Regions from separate parts of the Mus musculus genome. Here region 1 is linked to region 2. Evidence: chromatin loops called from intact Hi-C (ENCODE). Cell type or tissue: left cerebral cortex. All regions are shown on one strand.

Region 1 (8,000 bases), 150 kb before region 2:
CCTTTCTAAGCTTACTATGCTTGTTCAAACTTCTCTTCATAAGATTTAACCAGAGAACAAAGTCTCTGCTGGGCTTTTTGAAACTTCCTTTGTCAATGCAATTAATCTGAGTCTCTTCACCTTAGCCTCAGGCAGACATTTCAGACAAGGGCAAAAAGTAGCCAGTCTTCACCAAAATACCACAAAAACAGTCGTTATGTCACATTCTGAAATTCTTCTCCTTTGAAATCTCTTGGGCCAGGTCAACACAATTCAAATTACTCCCAGCAACAAAGTCTTCCATATTCCTTCTAGGATGACCAATTAAGCCCCATTTAAAGCATTCCACTGCTTTCCAAATCCAAAGTCCCAAAATCCACATTCTTTCAAATAAAAGCATGGTCAGACCTATCACAGCAATACTCCACCCCACTTCTGGTACCAGCTTCTGTCTTAGGGTTTTGCTCCTGTGAACAGACACCATGACCAAGACAAGTCTTTTTTTTTTTAAGATTTATTTATTTATTTATTATATGTAAGTACACTGTAGCTGTCTTCAGACACTCCAGAAGACGGAGTCAGATCTTGTTATAGATGGTTGTGAGCCACCACGTGGTTGCTGGGATTTGAACTCCCGACCTTCGGAAGAACAGTTGGGTGCTCTTACCCACTGAGCCATCTCACCAGCGGCAAGTCTTATTGAAAAAAAAAACATTTAATTGGGGCTGGCTTACAGGTTCAGAGGTTCAGACCATTATCAAGGTGGGAACATGGCAGTATCCAGGCAGGCATGGCGCAGGAGGAGCTGAGAGTTCTATGTATTCATCCAAAGGCTGCTAGTGGAAGACTGACTTCCAGGCAACTAAGGTGAGGATCTTATACCCACACCCACAGTGACACACCCATTCCAACCAGGTCACACCTATTCCAACACACCTTCAGATGGTGCCACTCCCTGGTCCAAGGATATAAAAACCATCACAATAGTCTTGACCAATTATTATTTTTAAGATTATTTTTTTTTTTTTGTTTTTTGTTTTTCAAGACAGGGTTTCTCTGTGTAGCCCTGGCTGTCCTGGAACTCACTCTATAGGCCGGGCTGGCCTCGAACTCAGAAATCCGCCTGCCTGTGCCTCCTAAGTGCTGGGATTAAAGGTATGCACCACCACGCCTGGCTTTTTTAAATCATTTTTAGTTATGTATATATGTGTATATGTGTATATATGTATATGTCCGTGTGAATTGTATACAAGTAACACAGACGAGGACAGAAATGGGAGATTTCCCTGGAGCTGGAGTTACAGAGTTGTGAGGCACTCAACGTTGGTGCTGGGAGTCAAACTTGGGTCCTTGGAAAGAGCAGTGTGTCCTTAACCACTGACCCATCTGTTCAGCCCCTGAGTCTAGTTGTTGTTGGCCACATGTATGTGGGTGTGAGGCCACCCACTGGGGTTCAACCACATCCACAAAGAAAGTGACTTTCATTTCTTCAGCAGCTCTCAACTCTCCATAGCTCCCGAGTTATGGCTGGCGCCTCAGGAGTCCCTTTGCCAGCCATGCTGAAATTTTGACTGACTTGCTCACACAACTCCTAGTAGTTTATTTTTAATGTCTGAACTAATGATGTTTCCAGATATGTGTTTCAAATAAAGGAACATTGTCCAGCTTTTGCCAAGATAGTTCCATCTAAAAATATGAAAAGACAAGAGAAACATGAAAAACACATTATTGTCATTAATATCAGAGACATTCATGTTAAAAATATATCCACTTTCACAGATTCTGGTAGTTGAAATAAAAAATACAATATCTGATGCAGGCAAGTAAAATCAGCAATGAATATTTGTTATTAAAAAAGGAAGCACTTTATTTCTTGGCATTATCTAAGAAAACTATGAAAGATTTGCTGTGGAAAGAATAAATATGTATGGATCCAGCCATCACACTTTCCAAAAAGTATAAACATTTGCAAAATTTTCCTTCATCTATTAATATATCTGTGGAGCAGCCAGCCCACACAGACCTGGGGCATTCACATGTCAGAATATTCCATAAAGATCTGGGAACAGATATTTTTGGCAGAAAGAGAGACTTAATGTGCCGAGAACGACTGCCTACCACGTAATTCAGGGTTACAGCCTGAGTCAGGGACTCCTCGCTGTGACAAAGAGTGTCAGTCTACAACATTCTTTCGAATCGTTTATTATAGACTCTTTCAACAAGAGGAGTCGTTTTTGTTTTCAGTTGCCAAATAGGTGGCAAAATATGAAGGAGAAGTAACAGCGAACTTCTAAAGCTGCTTCACAACACTAGTGTTAACGCCTATTTTTACAATGAAAGAGAGCTAGGTGTGGTGGCGCTTGCCTGTGACCCCAGCACTGGAGTGGCTGCTAGCTTTGCCGACCTGGTAAATTCCAGGTCTATGTGAGATTTAATAATGTCTTTAAAAAACCAAGGAGCATGACTCCAGGGAAATACCACCCAAAGTTGCTGTCTGTGAGCCAATTGTAGACAGACAGACAGACACACAGTTTCTCTCAGCACACTTTTCTCTGTGTGCTGAACCTCCAGGATTGATTGATCCCACAGTGGCAGCCCCGTGAACATGAAAGGTTAATCAAGCCTTTGATATCTCAGTGGATACGGGCAGCTCTGAAAGTCCTTTTAGAAGCCATCAGACAAAATCCAAACATGTCATCCGTGGGCTTATTCGTGGGCTTCTGAAATCTGCAGTTTTTGCAGATGGGAGGTCGTGCCTAAGACCATTTTGTGCCCTTTCCCCCAGATACCTGCTCGGCTATCACTTCCTGCCAGAGGTCTTCTCTCACCATCTTCTCCAGCCAGAGGCCTCACCCTCAAAATGTTCTCATCATTGCTTGCCGCTGAGTTCACGACAATCTGTCATTACCTTGTTTATCTGATCAAGTTCATCTACTCAATTAGAAGGCAAGTTTCCCCGAGAGCATGATCAGGGCTTCCGGTGCCTGGAACTTTGAACGTGAGGGCCTTCCCCAGATACTTTTGGGATTGAAGAACATGCCTACGATTTGGGTCTGTGTGTTTGTGTGTGTGCGCGCGTGTGTGTGATGTGTACAGGTCTCACTGTGATAATTCAAACTCCTTTGCCCTGCCACAGGTTCCAGGGTACCCGGGACAACAGGTGTATAGCATCATACCTGATTTTATGCTGGGAATGGCACCCAAGGTTACAGATATGCTAAGTAAGCACCCTATTACCTGCGCTACAGCCTCAGGTGGAAATCTCTTTAAAAACAGGTATTTTCATTTCGTTCAGCCACACCCACCCTCCACATCCTTTCCCACAGACTGCGCGCCAGGTGCCTCACTCACCCAAAACCTCCCACCAGACCGCTTTGAGGCCACCTGGCTAAGTACGGTTACGAAACGCTCAGATACCAACGCTCGGGACCAGGCCCGGCTTGAGCCAGTGCGTGTCGAGCGTGTCTCCCTCCCCGTCACCCGCGAGCCCTGCGCTCCGCGGTCCAGCCAGTAGCCTCCGAGCCGCGCGCGTCCGCTACCCCGCCGCCTGCCACAAGTACTTCCGGGTGAGCGGGTCGCCGGCCGGTGGCCCCGCCCCTCTGCCCCGCCACCGCCGCAGCTGCAGCCGCTGCTCGGGCTGCGGCTCGTCCCGGGTCGCGTTCGCTGTGTCGGCCGCGGGGCGAAGGGCGCGCTCAGTGTGACTCCACGACCGGCCGCGGCGCGAGGAGCCCTTCTTTTTGTCTCCCTGCGGCCCGCGGGGTGGACGGTGCGGGGGGGTGCAGAGTGTGGCCGGCGCTCTCCTCTCCCGGCTCCCGGGCGGCCGCTCCGGCCCTTCCGGGCGGCGCCGCAGCCTCATCCCGCGCCACACGCAGGTAAGGGCAGGCGGCGGACCCGGCTGTCTCCAGGCGCTGCCCAGTGGCGGCTCCGGGCTGGGGTCGCCCGGCGGGTCCCCTGCTCCCGCTTCGCCCGCCCCCCGCGGGGGAAGAAGGGGTTACGCCCCTTGGACCGGGCATCACTTGGGACAGCTGGGTGCTCCAGCTCCCGTTGCTCCCGGCGCCACACTCCCGCAGACTCTGTCCTCAGTCTGTCCCGGGAGGGGCCGCCCCGGGAACGGTGTCAGGCCGGTGGAGGGCGTAGCTTTTTGAGTGAGATTCCCCCCTCTCCTGCTTCCTTCTTGATCTGAACTGAAGCGCGCGGGCTTACCAGGCTCAGGGCAGGACGGTCAGGGTTAATGCTTGACTAACAGCGGGCGTTATTTACACCCACATTGTGGAGTTTCATAGCTCCAGTCAGGCCTGGTTTCCCTTTGCTGTGGATATCCAGCAGGAAGCAAGGGACATAAGAGAACCCAGAGGAGAAAAGTTCAAGCGTTTGCTTTGTGTATTATGTTCCCCACCTCGAGACATACAAATATAACGTAGAAACGTGGCTAAAGGGTATCCCAAACTTTCAGTATTTGTAGCCCCTTTTGCTTTTCCCATTTAGTGACTCAGCATTTTTGCCACGGTTTTTCTACAGTAGCTTGATTGACTGAAAACTCTGTAAGGATAACAGTGACTGCTATTCGTGTTGTGTTATCGCAGCGAGAAGAGGTGCAGTCAGGGTATCGACAGATACATTCTTAATCAGTGTTGGACTTTTTCTCCCCAGTAGGTGTGAAAAGCTGCAATTGCTGAAGAATGTGTGTTGCAGTAAGAGTTAGTTGGCCAAGTTTACCGTAGCTTCAATGTCTTGCAGAGTTAGCCCCGATTAACCAACATCATGCTCTGTTTAACAACTACAGGGATCCTATGACCTCGTATTTAATACACTCATGCCGAGTAAGAACTTCGGAAAGTGTGATTCACGTCGGAAGTGAGGTCACACTCTGACTCGTAGATCGGGATCTTCCCATTGAAATAGAGGAAAGCCAGACCTTTTCTGCCCGTTTAATTAGATAATTGTACTCTTTTTTTTTATAGCGAGTGATGTATAATGTTTGGTTCTGTTTGTTGCTGGGTGGTGATTGTCATGCACTATGGCATGGAAATCAAACGTTAAAATTTGTATAATGTTTTGTTTTGTAATACTTTGTTGGACTGCTGTGATTTTTAAGTCCCCCCCCCCTTTTTTTTTTTACCAGATGTGGGAAGACAAATGAAGGGATTTAGAAGCCAAGTAAATGTCATTGGGAAGGAGAGCTACCACCACTGAGGTAGGAAATAGTACTGTGTACTATATAAAATAGCTTTTTGAGTGGGAAGCTGCAGCACTTTGCCATCCTATCCTTAAAGATGCTGAATGAGACTATATTAACTTCTGTTCTGGAAGGAATTGTGTTGAAGTTTTGGTGTATTTTTAGAATTGACTAATTTCAAACTTGAAGTAACTTTTTAGTGCTGCAATGTCATTTGATCATTTTAGTCTTTCAAAATGAGATGCAAAAAAACTTTGGATCCCAGAGTTCTTTATAGGGACAACCTTGCTTTCTTTCCAGTTTTTTTTTCTTTTCTTTTCTTTGTAGAGTCCTGATTATTTTACCTTGATTGACAGTTTAGAAGTCCTATTGACTAGTTGGAAGATAATACCAAATGTATTGGTGTTAACTTAAGACAGACGTCCCTTTGATTCTTTGACTAACTTTTTGGCATCTTTCTCCCTTTGGATATCGATACTTAAATTCAGAGTGTTCTCCAATGTTGCTTTTTATTTCTGTCCAGCTGATAGGATGATGATTCTGTTCTTGTTAACAGAGATTCCCTTTTGGAAAATCCCCTGTGAAAACCTTCATTGGAGATAGTCTTGACGCACAAATACGTCAGGGAAATCTTCTTAGGTTAGGATTTAAGCATCTTCAGAATGAAGGGAAAAGAGATAGGAAGCATATTTGGCAACACAAAACCAATTTGTCGTTGTTGTTGTTGTTGTTGTTGCTAACTTAGGACAGAAAAGTGATTTCTTGCAAAGATCTCTGTGAATCTTACCCTGCTCCTTGTATGAAAAGGGACAGATTTGGTGACGTGATGGTGGGGTGGGGATGATTGTCCTTCTGACGTGGTGGGAGCTCTGTTGAGGATTAGCTAAAAGGCAGTAAAATTCTTCTGTCCTTATTCAAGGACTGCTGTCTGCTGTGCCGACTAAACAATCCCGTTGGCAGCTTTTCTCTTAGGCAGTTGCTTTCCCTCTGGAGAGTCTGAGTGGTGGACGTGATCCTTACCTGGGAAGCCATACTCCTTAGCCCTTATGTTTGCAAATAAACACTAGACTCTGACCCCTATTCAAAGCCCAGCTTTTAAAACTTCAGCAGGAAAGGAATTGAGCAGAGTTTACCTTATGAGTAAAATGTCTTTGTCCCTTTCCCCATTCTTTCCCTTTAAAGCTAATAGAAGACAAGACTGTCTTGGAAACGGAGTGCTTGGCATTGCACTTTAACCTTTCAAGCTTTCTGGTCAGCGGAAAGTTAGTCTAGACTTAAAGCAGTTACACACTAGGCTAAACTTATACATTGTAAAGCTGGGCTTATCCTGTGAGAATGCCAGTTCTTGGACAGTCACTGAGGCTCGATATCTGGGTATGGTCTTCTTTTAGTCTAGGGGTTGGAAAAGAAATAGGTAAATAGACACTTGGGAAGAAATGACATCCATAGACAGAGAGCTCAGTGGCGTTTGTGCCACTTTTAAAGATTTGTAAAACACGTAAAAGCAATGGTCATACGAGGAAAAGCCCTTTCCTTTCTGCACAAGCTTCTTACCGTCCCATAACCCTACTCCCCGGGCCAGGCCACCATAGTTAATGGTTTTCATGTATTTCCCTCCTCCTGCTCTCAGTAGCATGTACAGTTGCATGTGTTTACAGGTGCCTTTTACCCGTGATGCATCTGAGATATGTTTCTGTATTAGCATCCACTCCAGTCTCATTTTAAAAAGACTGGATTTATTCATTTTCCATACTTTTACTAATTCCATGTTAGTAAACATTAGGTCATTATTAGTCTTTTGTATACAGCGCTATAAGAAAGACTTTTAAGCAAGTGCTTGACCATTTATAGTTCCATCTGTGGAGTACAGCTCTGGTGTATGACTGTGAAGTTGGCACTTAGATTATGAACATGAAAAATTTGTTTTATATTAGACTTTATTTTATAGTAGAAGGTAATGTTTTCTCAGGCACAGGAGGAGGAAGAATTAAAAAATTTTATGTTCTTTACCCATCACTTCCTTTTAAAAAGCATTGTGAACTAGGTGACTCCATGTCACTGCCTGTTGTCAACACCTGGGGGTTTAAGCCAGGGGACAGAGTGTGAGGCTACTGTGGTCTATACAGCATGTAGTGAGGCTGTGTCTCAAATCAAATTGCAACTGTGTTTTATAAGTTGATTTAAGACATTTTGCAGTGTTAATGATTGCATTGGTAAATGTCAATGCTGTAGTTGAAGACTGGCGCTGACAGACATAAACCACTGGCATTCGGTAAGATGGCCGCAGCTGTAGGTTTGTCTCAGAGTTTAAATTTTCTGTTAATTAAAAACTTATATAGCTGGGTGTGGTGGCACACACCTTTAATTCAGCACTTGGGAGGCAAAGGCAGATCTCTGTGAATTCAGGGCCAGCCTGGTCCATATAGCCACTTCTAGGCCTATTAGGGTTACATACAAAAACAAACAAAAAACAAAAACAAAAACAAACGAAACCACCACCATCAACAAAAATAATAAGAAACAACTTGTATATAGCTTTCATTTTTGCCCTGCTAAAGTTAACTGATATTAGTCAGAAGAGAAAGAAATGGCCCAGAGTTTCTTCTTTATCATCCATATCCTACTTTAAGTAGAGTGAATGATAGAACCCGAGAGCCAGAAACCCTTTTGCAATCCAGAGCACTGTTGGTGGAGTCCTTTGTCAAAGCAGGAAGTAGGTATATAGATTTAGACTTTATTCTGCAAAGAGTTAGTAAGCAGAATAAGGGAGGTTTAGAATTTAATGTGAAGTTCTGTAGGTGACTCATGACCAGGGGGACATTCAGGAGCCTTTGTCCTTTTGAAA
Region 2 (8,000 bases):
TATCTCAAATACATCAAACTGGCCCAAGGCACTGTCATCTCACTCCTGGGTTCCTACAAGAGTCTTCTTCCTAACTGTCTCTATGCTGTCCTTCAGCAACTCGTTTGCAAAGGTCATTTTAACATTTTTAATTTTAGTTTTATGTGTATGTGTGTGTCTGACTGGATGAGTACCATACACATGACGTGCCCTCAGAGGCCATTTGAGCCCTTGAAACTGGAGTTCTAGTTGTCGTCAGACACTTGCTATGGGTACTGAGAACAGAACATGGCTCCTCCCCAAGTGCAGTAAGTGCTCTTATCCACTGAGCTATCTCTCCAGGCCCACTCAAAGGCTTTAAATAAAACTCACCACCATATCATGTACTGTTTTGCTTACAATCACTGAGTTATATCCCACCACAGTGGCCAAAAATACCACCCGTTTTACTACGCCCAGAACGTTTTCTCGTAGGCCTTCATGTCTTACTACCCTGGTCTTGTTCAACATGCTGTAGATACACTGGCTTCCCTGCTGGCCCATCAAGTTCAAGCATGCTCCTACTTCATGATTTTGTCCTTATTATTCTTTTTGCCTAAGACACTCACCCTTTTAACACTTTTATAACCTGCTCCTTGATGTCCTTTCGTTTTCTCCATAAGTTTTGCACCCATATTAAAGCCCTCCTGAATGACCAATAAATGGACGTCACATCCTCTGCCACTCTCTGGTCTGGTCTTCCTCCCAGCTTCTGTTTTCTGTACAGTACTTCATGGCACCTGGCATACTATTCATTTTTTCCTGATTCCCACTACTATGACAGAAAACACTTATCAGAAAACAAAGGATATGACAGAAAACACTTATCAGAAAACAAAGGATTTTTGTCCATTTTGTTCGCTACCATATCCCTTGAACAGTGTTCAATATACATAGAAATTTAATACTAATCATTGGGAAGTGTTCAAGCCTTTGATCTAAAATACCTTCTGAAAAAGACTAGTCTCCAGGCTGGGAAGAGATCCTGCACTTTGCTAGAGGTTTGACATGAAGCACATAAAACTGGCTCCCCCAGGCCTCGCTTACCCTGATTCCAGTGCCATTGTCTTGGATCTGAATTAGCTTCAGGCCACCTTCCTTAACAACCACTTGAATATTTGTAGATTTTGCATCTAAACTGGCAAATCAGAGAAAAAAATTTGGTCAGTTGCAACTACTCTGATGCACATATTGTAATATCAACCACTCTGATGCACATACTGTGATATCAACCACTGTGATGCACATACTGTAATATCAACCACTGTGATGCACATACTGTGATATCAACCACTGTGATGCACATACTGTGATATCAACCACTGTGATGCACATACTGTGATATCAACCACTGTGATGCACATACTGTGATATCAACCACTGTGATGCACATACTGTGATATCAACCACTGTGATGCACATACTGTGATATCAACCACTGTGATGCACATACTGTGATATCAACCACTGTGATGCACATACTGTGATATCAACCACTGTGATGCACATACTGTGATATCAACCACTGTGATGCACATACTGTGATATCAACCACTGTGATGCACATACTGTGATATCAACCACTGTGATGCACATACTGTGATATCAACCACTGTGATGCACATACTGTGATATCAACCACTGTGATGCACATACTGTGATATCAACCACTCTGATGCACATACTGTGATATCAACCACTGTGATGCACATACTGTGATATCAACCACTGTGATGCACATACTGTGATATCAACCACTGTGATGCACATACTGTGATATCAACCACTCTGATGCACATACTGTGATATCAACCACTCTGATGCACATACTGTGATATCAACCACTGTGATGCACATACTGTGATATCAACCACTGTGATGCACATACTGTGATATCAACCACTGTGATGCACATACTGTAATATCAACCACTGTGATGCACATACTGTGATATCAACCACTGTGATGCACATACTGTGATATCAACCACTGTGATGCACATACTGTGATATCAACCACTCTGATGAACATACTGTGATATCAACCACTCTGATGCACATACTGTAATATCATCTACTCTGATGCACATATTGTAATATCAACTACTCTGATGCATATACTGTAACATCAAATTTCAAACAAACACAGTGTTTGACTTGCATGCTTTCTCTGTCTTACAAGCTCAATGTGGGTACTGTATGAATGTACACCCTGCGTAAGTGGCAAGGACAGAGCACATTTCTGTCCCTGTAGGGCAGTCCTTTCAGCACAAGTGTCTCTTACTCTCATTTCAACTACGTTTACTGTTATAACAACTCTAATCAGTCTCTGGTTTCTAAGTGACTCTAATAAACATCATTTAAAAATGCAGTTTTCCTCAACACATTCATGATGAAGCAAAGAAAAACTGCCATGCAGAAATTTCTTTAAGAGACTTAAGGAGCTGGAACCTGGAGAGATGGCTTAGCCATTAAGAGTCCTGGCTGCTCTTCCAGAGTTCATTCCTAGCATCCACATGGTAGCTGTAGCTCCAGCTACAGAGGACCTGACTCCCTCTCTGGTCTCTGAGAGCAATCGATGTACATGGTGCAGAGACATACATGCAGGTAAAACATCCCCACAAATAAAATGAAAATTTAAAATGAAAGAAGATGCTAATAGGGACTACAAAATGTCTGAGTGGGCGAAAGCACCTGGCACCAACCAAGGACCTGAGTTCAATCCCTGGGACCCACATGATGGAAGGAGAGAATCAAAGTTGTCCTCTGACCTTCACAAGTGTGTTGTACACACAATCCCTATCACACAAATAAGTAAACAAAATAAACTAAATTAAAAAGAGGAAAATATCTTTAAAAGAATGAAACTCTTGTATTTTCAGAGCAGCCTATGCTCATAGAATATCTACCACAGGAAACAAATTTGACCTGGGGCTACATGAAAAATGGAAGCTTTCAACTCCTCTCAGGAAAATGCCTTTTTTAAAAACAAGAAGCCAGTAAGTTACTTAAGTAATAAACTTTTCTTAGCACCTCTGTATCAAAAACCTCGACTTAAATATTTAAGTAGGATCTGTGCATAATCTCTGCTTGCATGCGTTGCTATGCTACTTTTAAGCTTAGTTTTTTATTGTAGGTGATTCAGGCATAGTACAATTAAGTGAACAAGTTCTCCAGGTCATCCTAACACAGTAAAAGCAAAACCTATCCTAGGGCAGCCTATTGACACCAAATCAAATGTCCGAGGGCTCCCTGCTCCTTCCTCTGGTTATCTCTTCAGTTTCCTTTCCTCCCTGTGGCAGTGGTTCTCAACCTTCTTAAAACTGGGACCCATTGTTACATTGTGGTGACTCTTAACTATAAAATTATTTTGTTGCTACTTCATAACTGCAATTTTGCTATTGCTCTGAATTGTAATGTAAATATCAGAATTTCACGATGGTCTTAGGTGACTCCTGCATAAAGGTCTTTGGACCCCAAAGAGGGCCTGAGGTCATTTATCTCAGTGTCATCGTTCTGAATGCTTTGTCTTTTCAGTGCACTTCTGAACATTTGTCTTCTTTGGCTTTCACAACCATCAACTGATATTAACACAAAGTCCTTATGTACACAGTGTCCTTTTTGAACTTATTTGGTGGTGTGTCTACTTTGGGGTATACTATTCACTGTGCCTATTAAAGGTTAAACAGTACACGTTTAACTTCTCCCCTCCACAACCTGACGGGTCTAAGTCTCAGATGCAGGTCTAAGTCTCAGACTAGGGTCACTCACTAATTTGACAAGAGGAGAGTCAGAAAAAAAGCCCCATGTCCTGATACGTCTGAATAAAACTCAGAAGAAACTGTGCCTTGGATGTGTAGGGATTATTCCGGGAATGAATGATAAACCTAAAATGGCACACTCTGAAGACTGTTTCTCTTCCACCCTTACACATTCACACATCGTCAGCCGCGCATCTTCGTTGTATGTAACGTGGCGGCGAGCCGCATACTCCAGGAAGATACCATTAAACCAATACCACGCGTGCTTCCCCTACTTGCGACCCAAACAGGTCTCGCGCAAGTCGTGAGGACCTTCGGCCGTGTGCATAATGGGAAACCAGCCTGGCACGCGCAGGGTCCCTGTGCCCGATGCCCCCACGGTCCCCGTGCTCGGTGCCCCGCACGGTGGCCGACTGCAGCAGGTGGGTCGGCCCGCCCCGGCTCTCAGTCGGGGAACTCGGCTCCGCTCCCTCCGTACCAGTTTTCTATCATCTCTTTGATAGCATTGGCCGGCCGCTGAATGACTTCCCCCGCCGCTATGCGGTTCACTACCGTCTCGTCCAGACGCCGAATAACTCCTGCTACAAACGCCATATTGGCGCCCGAGTTCCCAGTCAGCCAATCACTCGAGCTCCTCACGCTCAAGTTCTTCCTTCAGCTTCGGCCGACTGCAGTCCTGCGCCGTCTTCCCAGCGGCAAGTGCTGATTGGGCAGCATGAATGCCAGTCAAGCGCTTTTACACGTCAGTTCCTGGGATCTCTGTCCCGCTCTAAACAGCGGCCCGACACCAGGCTAGAAGGCAACGCGCTTGCGCGTCAAAGTTCACGGTCCGCTCTTCCTATTGGCTCATTTCTGAGAGCTGAGGGAATACGAAATCTCCAGCCAATAGGAACGGAGGTGCCCTGGCGGAGGCTGGTGCACCCCTGCTCGGGTGATCTGGCGCAGAACCCAGGGGGTGCTTGGCGTTCGTCGGGCTCCTCCCCGTTTGCTGCGGCCTCAGAGCTCGGCGTTCTCCTGTGGCCTCCGCAGAATGTGGATGACGCCCAAGAGGATTAGGATGGAAGTCGACGAGGCTCTGGTGTTCCGGCCCGAGTGGACCCAGCGATACCTGGTGGTGGAGCCTGCGGAGGGTGACGGGGCCCTGTGCCTGGTGTGTCGCCGCCTGGTCGCCTCTACTCGGGAACGCGACGTGAGGCGCCACTACGAGGCCGAGCACGAATTCTACGAGCGGTTTGTAGGGGACGAGGAACGCGCGGCCCTGGTCGAGCGTCTGCGGCAGGGTGACATGTCTTTGGCCGCCGTGCTCACTCCGGAGGAGAGAGCGACCCGGGCAGGCCTCGGCCTCTGCCGCTTCTTGGCCTTGAAGGGTCGCGGCTGGGGTGAGGGTGACTTCGTACACCAGTGCATGGAGGTGTTGCTGAGAGAGGTGCTGCCGGATCACGTCGGCGTCCTGGAAGGCATTGACTTGTCTCCAGAGATCACACGGCAGAGGATTCTGAGCATTGACAGCAACCTCCGCAGCCAGCTGTTTAACCGAGCCAGGGACTTTAAGGCCTATTCCCTTGCTTTGGATGACCAGGCTTTTGTGGCCTATGAGAACTACCTGCTGGTCTTCATCCGTGGCGTCGGCCGCGACCTGGAGGTGCAAGAAGATCTTCTGACGATTATCAACCTGACTCATCACTTCAGTGTTGGGGCTCTCATGTCGGCAATTCTGGAAGCCCTGCAGACAGCAGGGCTCAGCTTACAGCGAATGGTTGGACTGACCACGACCCACACTTTAAGGATGATCGGCGAGAACTCCGGACTGGTCTCCTACATGAGAGAGAAGGCCGTGAGTCCCAACTGTTGGAACGTAATCCACTATTCGGGATTTCTTCACTTGGAACTGTTGAGTTCTTATGATGTTGATATTAATCAGATCATAAATACCATATCTGAATGGGTAGTTATGATTAAGACCAGAGGTGTTAGGCGACCGGAGTTTCAGCCTCTACTAACTGAGTCTGAGTCAGAGCATGGTGAAAGAGTTAACGGACGGTGTTTGAACAACTGGCTGAGAAGAGGCAAAACGTTAAAACTAATATTTTCACTAAGAAAAGAAATCGAGGCGTTCTTGGTCTCAGTGGGGGCAACAACAGTTCATTTCTCAGACAAGCAGTGGCTTTGTGATTTTGGTTTCTTGGTAGATATTATGGACTATCTTCGAGAGATCAGTGAAGAACTGCAGATCAGTAAAGTCTTTGCTGCTGCTGCCTTTGAACGCATCTGCACCTTTGAGGGTAAGCTGAGTTCACTTCAGAGACATATGGAGGAAGTAAATCTAACAGACTTTCCTGCCTTCAGTATAATCGTTGATGAACTTAAACAGCAGTTTAAGGAAGATCAAAAAATATTTGATCCTGACAGGTATCAAATGGTGATCTCCCGCCTACAGAAAGATTTTGAGAGACATTTTAAGGACCTCAGGTTCATTAAAAAGGACTTAGAACTTTTCTCAAATCCATTTAGCTTTAAACCGGAATATGCGCCTATTTCTGTAAGAGTGGAGCTAACAAAACTTCAGGCCAACACTGACCTGTGGAATGAGTACAGAGTCAAAGACTTGGGACAGTTTTATGCAGGACTGTCTGGTGAAGCTTACCCAATTATCAAAGGGGTTGCCTATAAGGTGGCATCCTTATTTGATAGTAACCAGATCTGTGATAAGGCTTTTGCATATTTAACTCGAAACCAGCACACATTGAGCCAGCCACTGACGGATGAGCATCTCCAAGCACTGTTTCGAGTTGCCACAACTGAAATGGATCCTCGTTGGGATGATCTTGTGAGAGAAAGAAATGATTCGTAAGCCGTTGTGGTCCAAGAAGTTGATTTGAAAAGGGAAAATTAATTTGATTTTTCTTTCACATTTCCTCATTTGGATGGTTGGAAAGCATTGAACTTACTACAGATGTTCAAATTGATAAGCATTGAAATCTTTCTGACAAGTTGCCTTTCTCCATCTCATTTGGCAACATGGGACTGACTGAAGCATAAGAATACCACCTTTAAAAAACTTAGTTTAATGGAAAAGTCATTGTTCTTTCCTTTTATTATTACTGATTTTCAACAAATTTAGTATTGATATTGTCAGTTGAACTAGAAGTCTGGTTTTAAAATGGTTTAAAGATATATGCCAAAAGTTTCAGCTCTTATTTTGACACAGTGGAAAGTGTGACACGTGGTTTGAAATGACCAACTCCTTAAAAGTGTATTTGAGCCAGTTTACAGAAACTCACATATCAAATTAAGTTTCTGAAAAGGAATAGCATAAACACAGTGGAGGTATTTTATCTAGATAACAGAATTTAAGATTATTTTTTAAAGCATATTTCTAAGTAAATACAATCCCCCCATCCCCACCTACCCAGTTGATGGTGACATTACGGATGGAGGAAGTAATCAATTTGGTGTTGGAGCAGCAAGAATTATTTTAAATTCCTGATTTAGGAGTTTCTTACTATCAGGAGTTAAGAATAACCAATTATTGGTGGTTTGCTCCTTATTTTTTCACAGCTGGAGCAATTTTTTCAGCTCATCTATCAAAGGACCATGGTAAGTATGGAATCTTGATCACTGCCAGTCAGTAATTTTTTTTTCCCTGCTCTAGACAGAACTTTGGCCCTATCCAAACAGTAAAGGGGAAAGACTTTTACACTTCAAGATCAGGAGTTCTGAAGGTTTTAGCTCGTTTGTCTTATCTGCATGGGTATTCATGTTTTATAAGGAAACCATGCTTAAGGGAGACACTTTATTTTGAAGTGATGAGTCAGATTTTGTTAGGTGTAGGAAATGGATTTATTCTAGAATTTAGAACTGTCTCGCACATTGAGTAGTTAAGACAGTGCACAAGTAAAAATATTTAAATCTCAAGAAGCAACCTTATCCACAGACTGTAATAATTCCTATTTCTGGAGACATTGGTTTTGTGCTATGATGTTATCAGACTTTCTAACTGTGGAGAAGACAATCTTAAGGTAAAGCTCAACCTGAAGCCTGATCTAAAAGCAGCACTGATTTGTAACTCCTCCTCGTGCAGTTTACAAGCTGATGTGCTCCGTTCTGTCTTAAATACGGCAGCACACTGTCGTGTTGCACATTCGAGGAACCTTATTACAACCAAGCGTTTGGAAGGAACTGATGCTTAAGCCACACGAGTCTAAGAGCCAAAGTTAGATCA

The links. Peaks named below come from ENCODE experiments on the same cell type or tissue, not always from the same donor. Only the 100,000 strongest peaks of a DNase experiment are listed, where the experiment ranks them.
Region 1: it touches region 2 in a loop (2.4-fold over the local background); 3 of 42 quality-filtered maps call a loop at or near these places.

The regions. Positions count from the first base shown.
Region 1 is chr9:111,114,539-111,122,538 of GRCm38, forward strand. It overlaps Lrrfip2 (leucine rich repeat (in FLII) interacting protein 2), which reads left to right and starts at 3,586. Exons shown (of 15, transcript NM_001374664.1): 1 at 3,586-3,851; 2 at 5,102-5,173. In left cerebral cortex, a CTCF peak has its summit at 4,073; DNase peaks (open chromatin) are centred at 3,506, 4,079, 4,518, 4,773 and 1 more place; H3K4me3 peaks cover 2,125 bases; H3K27ac peaks cover 1,629 bases.
Region 2 is chr9:111,267,153-111,275,152 of GRCm38, forward strand. It overlaps Mlh1 (mutL homolog 1), which reads right to left and starts at 4,456. Exons shown (of 19, transcript NM_026810.2): 1 at 4,257-4,456; 2 at 1,066-1,156. The coding sequence starts at 4,372. It overlaps Epm2aip1 (EPM2A (laforin) interacting protein 1), which reads left to right and starts at 4,693. Exons shown (of 1, transcript NM_175266.4): 1 at 4,693-8,000. The coding sequence starts at 4,809. The coding sequence ends at 6,629. In left cerebral cortex, no CTCF peak of the experiment used is centred here; a DNase peak (open chromatin) is centred at 4,571; H3K4me3 peaks cover 4,416 bases; H3K27ac peaks cover 1,441 bases.